Linked DNA regions of Homo sapiens: region 1 is linked to region 2. Evidence: chromatin loops called from intact Hi-C (ENCODE). Cell type or tissue: A673. All regions are shown on one strand. Links, peaks and the distances in the headings refer to the core of each region. The heading gives the core; the rest is flanking DNA. Region 1 has its middle 90 kb from the start of MIR4289. Region 2 has its middle 8.8 kb from the start of LINC02843.

Region 1 (2,927 bases), core at 241-2,740, 170 kb after region 2:
AAAGGAAAAGATTAAGGGGAAGAAATTACCAAAAAAATTTCTCTAAATGGAAGTACATGCATCTCAAGATTGAACATATCCTTGAAAAGTCTACCACAATTAAATTTAAAAAAACAAAAACAGTCCAAGGTACATAATTATGGAATTTCAGGACACAACTGCAAAATAAAAACTAAGGCCAGGTGCGGTGGCTCACGCCTGTAATCCCAGCACTTGGAGAGGCCGAGGCGGGCGGATCATGAGGAGATCCAGACCATCCTGGCTAACACGGTGAAACCCCATCTCTACTAAAAATACAAAAAAATTAGCCAGGCGTGGTGGCGGGCACCTGTAGTCCCAGCTACTTGGGAGGCTGAGGCAGGAGAATGGCATGAACCTGGGAAGCGGAGATTGCAGTGAGCCGAGATCGTGCCACTGCACTCCAGCCTGGGCCACACAGCAAGACTCCGTCTCAAAAAAAAAAAAAAATTTGAAAACTCCAAGAGAAAAACAGATCACCTTTAACAGAACATAACTAAGAATGTCATTAGCCTGCATGAGGAAGGCAATAAAGCAATGCCTTCAAAATTCTGTGGAAGAATAATTTGGAGTGTAGAATTCTAATATCCACAGCAGATATTAAATAAGTATGATTACAGAGTGAAGACATTTCAGGCATGCAAGAACTCAAAATGTTTACTTCTTATTCAGTCTTTCCTCAGAAGTTACTTAAGGTTGCACTTATCTAAAATGAAATACTAGATCAAATCCACCAAATAGAGCAATGTGTGAGCTTTTAGAAGCTGTTGAGCAGTCCTGGAGAACAGCCAGCCAAGACCAGGAAGGATTCCAGGAAGGACCTGAAACAATGAAGTTTGGAGGTAAAATAAAGACTATTAAAGAGGAAGACATTGCTTGATAAGAAGTCAAATTAACAAAAAAAAAACCTCTAGAAAACCAGACTCAAAAGAAGAGGAAATTGTGGTAAACCACAGTCGCATAAGAGCAGGGTAATGTAAGTGCCCTCTGTCTAACTTAAAGTAGTGTTATGACTATACTTCAAGATAGATAAAGGGAGATGAAATGTAGTTTGAGAGAGCTAGCTTCTCAATTATCAGAAGTTAAATAATATCTAAATATTGAATGAACCAAAAATGTAAGCATACTACTTAGAGTTGTAAATGTAACTACCCTAAGAAATAGCTAAAAATGTTGAAGTGTGGTTATTACTGGGAAACATGATATATTTGTTTAAGCAGGATTTTTATATGACAATATTTTTTATTTATATAATGATACTTTAACCATATATCACTCTGATAAAAATGTCTTAAAAGTTTATTTTAATATACTTGTAGTTTGGCTTCAATTTTTATTTTATATTTCATTTCAGAAACTAATGTGACACCCATGTCAACCATTCTTGAGCTGCATTAACGTACAAAGAGACTTGAGCAATTTGCCTACTTTTCATCGAGCAAAATTTTGTTTCCCAAATCCAATTATTCAATCTCTAAATTGCTTGCTTCCCACTTCCTTTTCGTCATAGTCTCTTTATATTAATACCAAACTTGGCTTTTTTTCCTTCCTTTTATGGCCTCTCAGCCCAAACCACCAGTCCCTAGATAACTAATTATCTGTGTCCTCTGGCCTCATCCCAACTTTTTAGGGCAGTGAGCTAACACTTCTTTTTGTATGTTAGGAGTTCTCAACTTTTTTGAAGAAACATGGTGCTTTCTAAAATAAATGGGAGAACATAAGACAAAGCAAAGCCAGAAGAAATTAATTTTCTTTGGAAAATCCCAAAAGTCAGGAAAGTTTTCTGAAGACTGAATATTCTTCACCACTCATTTTCACTTTTATTCATTCAACATTGTTTGAACCTTCACCCTGTAATGGGCTCTTTAGTGGCATCATGGCTACTAATGTGAGGAAGGTATGGAGAGCCACCTAACAGGGCTCTGCTCTTCTCTCCGCTGCATGTTCCACAGGCGCTCATGGCAAAACTCACCCAAATCTCTTCATGGTGACCACTTGTTCAGCCTTATATCTTCCCTCACAAGCATAGCCCTTTTCTGAGACTTGCATTTGCTTTAAAATTTTGAATTTCCAAATTCCCAATATGGTTTACTTCATAATTGAGACATAAAGTTCACTGCAGAAGAGAAGATACCCCCACAAGTCAGAAAATGCTCTTTAATTGTTTATTAAAAATGAAAGAGTGGAAATTATTGTGCAAATCCAAATAGAACAAATCTAAAAAATCCATACCAAGACACATTGTAGTCAAATTTCTGGAACCTAAACAAAGAAAAATTCTTGAAAGCAGTGTGAGAGAATGACACCTTAACCTATAGAGGAAAAGTCACTTAAATGAAAGATAATATCTCATCAGAAACCATGGAGACCAGAAGTAAGTGGCTTAAATTTTCTTTAAAGTACTGGGAAAAGAAACCCTACCAATAAGCATTCAGTATCCAATGAAAATATTTTATGGGGATGAAAGGAAAATCAATCATTCTCAGATGAATTTCAGAAATCATCATTCTCAGATGAAGTAAAAACTAAGCAAAATTTTTACCAATACTCCTACCCTAAAAGTATGGGTAACGGACATTCTTTCAATATAAAGGATATGATAAAAATAAGAAATCTTGAAACATTAAAAAAAAGGTGAATGGGGAGAGTAAAAATATGGTGAATACAATAGAATTTCCTCCTCCTCTTGAGTTTTCCAAATTATGTGTGATATTGGAGCAAAAATTCTGACACTCTGATATTGTTCTCAATGTATGTTGAGAAAATAATTGATATAATCATAAACTGGAAAGGATAAAAAATATGCTAAATAAAGGAAAGTTTCTATACCTAATTTGAACTGAAAAAATGTTGAAGCCTTTAGACTATAGAATTATATATATAACAAATATATAATAAACATATTTTAT
Region 2 (2,927 bases), core at 312-2,811:
CAACATAGTGAAACTCTGTCTGTACTAAAAATACAAAAATTAGCTGGGTATGGTGGCATGGGCCTGTAATCCCAGCTACTAGGGAGGCTGAGGGAGGAGAATCGCTTGAACCCGGGAGGTGGAGGTTGCAGTGAGCTGAGATCGTGCCATTGCACTCCAGCCTGGGTGACAGAGTTAGACTCTGTCTTAAAAAAAAAAGTGATTCTAAAATTTATTTGGAGAAATAGAGATTCTCCATTTTGAGCAAAGAGCCAAGGGGGTGGGTTAAGAAACACCTTACGCAATGTTTAGACATATCACAAAGACATAGTAATAAAACAAACCCCCAAACAACAGTGTGGTACAAAGAAAGGATCATGCAAAGAGACCAGTGAAACTGAATGGAGGGCCCAATAATAGTTCCAAGGGTTCATGTATATCTTTTACATATGAGGTGACATCACAGCTTTACAAGAAAAGGTAGATTATCCAGCAAATGTTGATGGAAAAATTGGCTTTCTAAACTGAGTAAAATAAAGCTGCATCCTGATATTGTGCCATATTTGAGCAATATGGGTATAGACCTAAATGCAAAAGGTAAGACTGTAAAGTAAATGAAAGAAAAAATAAAATATTTCAGCAATCTTGGATTGTGAGATGGTGTTTTAAACAAGGCCCTGAAAGCATGAAGAGTAAGGCCAAAATTTAATAAATTTTACTGTATCAAAATTAGAAAATTTTTCTTCCACGAAGAACATGAAATCTGTTCCATGACGTTAACAGAAAGAACACTGGTAGGTGTTTGTAGTGTCTAAATCAGTAAGATGATTAACATTTAGAATACATGAAGTATTCATACATCAACAAGGATAAAAGACAAGAAACAGAGAAATCAGCAAAGGATATCATTAGGTTAATTTACAGAAGGAGCACTCTAATAAGACAAGATGTCATTCTCACTAACTGTGAGAAAAATCCAATTAATTCAATTCGGATTAATCTATTATAATCAAAGTAGTAAAAATGTAATAGTTGACTAATAAAAAGATCTCTATTTGCAATGCATTTAACCATCTCTCCTTTTCGAAAACCTACTAAGATCACATAAATGTATAGTTTTACGTTTAAATCTTTACTAAAATGAACAAATAAATGAATGAGTAAATAAGTAAACAAGATCTACCTACAAGAACAAAGAGAACAAAAGAAAAGAAAATGCAGATAAAAGACACCAACATTTTGGAAGATGTAAATTGGGTGGAGGATGTAGCTGACCTAACAGAGAAGATGAAATGAGCATCCAGTGCCTGCAGGGGGTGATATTGATGAAGAGTGAGCACATTTGCCTTGAAGAATCGCTGAAAGCTCCAAATGGAAGACAGCAGGTACTCTGGCAGGTGGGGTTGAGTGTGAGCCTGAACACAGCATGAAACCTGGGAAGTCTCTGTGAAGCAGCTGTGTTCCCTGGGTCCCTTTCTCCACCACCCCCTGCAGCAGGTGTCTGTATGTCTCCTGCCCTCTAGGATCCCAGAGATTTATTCTTGAGATGTTGAAATACAGAGGCTTTGCACATGAGGGCACTTAGACAAAGGAGCTACAGATATTGGTTGGGAGACCTCAAAGAAAATGCTGCCTTGTTTTGTTACAGTGAGGTGCACATACAGCACTTCTCATAAATCTTTTAGTGACTCCCTCAAACATAAATGACAGCAATAAAAACATCAAACATTTGAGGAAAACCTCCAATGTGAACAAGAAAGATCCACCTCCCCCATCCTTCTACCAAAAAAAAAAAAAAAAAAAAAGAAAAGAAAAGAAAAAAGAAAGGGGAATGGGTAAATCTATAGAGAAAGAAAAATTAGTAGTTGCCTAGGGCTGAGGGGATAGGTGTTGGGGGACAATGACAGGTATGTGCTTTCTTTTTGGGATGCTGAAATTTTTCAGAAATTGATTGTGATGATGGTTGTCTAACTGAACATACTAAAACCCATTGAATTGTACACCTTAAATGGGTGATTTGCATGTATGTGACTTATATCTCAACAAGAGTGTTATACAAGAACAATAAAAGACAATTAAGGGAAATACAATGAAAATACTTAAGAGTATAAGAAAAATTGGATTATATACAATTAAGAATGTCTTTTATGTCTTTTAATCAAAAGATGATTTGTGGAAAGACAAGTCAGAGCGCAGGAGAGGTGTTTGCTCTGTGATGTGTGATGTGTGTGTGTGTGTGTGTGTATAAATACACACGTATATGACAAGCGACTCTATCCAGAATATGTAAAGAACTCAGTAGGAAAAAGGCAATGAGATAGAAAGATGGTCAAAACAGTTGAACAGGAAGTTCGATAAGTAAAGCGTTCAAATCAATAATAAAAATATGAAAATTTCTCAACTTTGTTAGCCGGGGAAACTGAAAATCAAGATCTCAGTGTAATACTACTACACACCTACCACATGGGCTCCAATGAAAGTGATAAACAGTACCACATGGTGGGGACATGGAGCTGGCACAAGTTTAAGTTGGTTTATCCACTCTGGAAAGCCTTCAGCAGAATCTCCTAAGGCTGAAATATACATATCTTCTGACCATGCTATTTCACTCCCAGGTGTATTAGTGTGTAAATATGTTTACTAAGAGGCATATACCTGTTTCATGGCAGCACTATTCATAATAGCCCAAATTGGAAACAACTCCAAAGTCCATCAACAATAGAAATTTCCATTTCATACAAAAGAATATTTAACCCTGAGAAGAAAAATATAGATCTATCTCTCAAATTATTTTGAGGGAAAGAAATGCAAAAGTGTATGAACTGCATGATCCCATTGATATGAAATTTTTAAAAGTCAAAGCTTACCGATAGGTTTAGGAGGCAGGGTATTAGCTCCCCTTGGAGGGCACTGATGGGGACTGGGAGAGGTATGGGGCTGCTCTGGGG

Evidence for each region. Peaks named below come from ENCODE experiments on the same cell type or tissue, not always from the same donor. Only the 100,000 strongest peaks of a DNase experiment are listed, where the experiment ranks them.
Region 1: it touches region 2 in a loop (2.5-fold over the local background); 1 of 110 quality-filtered maps calls a loop at or near these places.

Annotation. Positions count from the first base shown.
Region 1 is chr9:88,834,406-88,837,332 of GRCh38, forward strand. No RefSeq gene overlaps it. Among named protein-coding and RNA genes, the nearest start is that of MIR4289, 90 kb to the left of the region's middle. In A673, for the core only: no CTCF peak of the experiment used is centred there; DNase peaks (open chromatin) are centred at 836 and 1,546; H3K27ac peaks cover 2,184 bases.
Region 2 is chr9:88,659,487-88,662,413 of GRCh38, forward strand. No RefSeq gene overlaps it. Among named protein-coding and RNA genes, the nearest start is that of LINC02843, 8.8 kb to the left of the region's middle. In A673, for the core only: CTCF peaks have their summits at 1,293 (motif pointing right) and 2,473; DNase peaks (open chromatin) are centred at 1,305 and 2,485.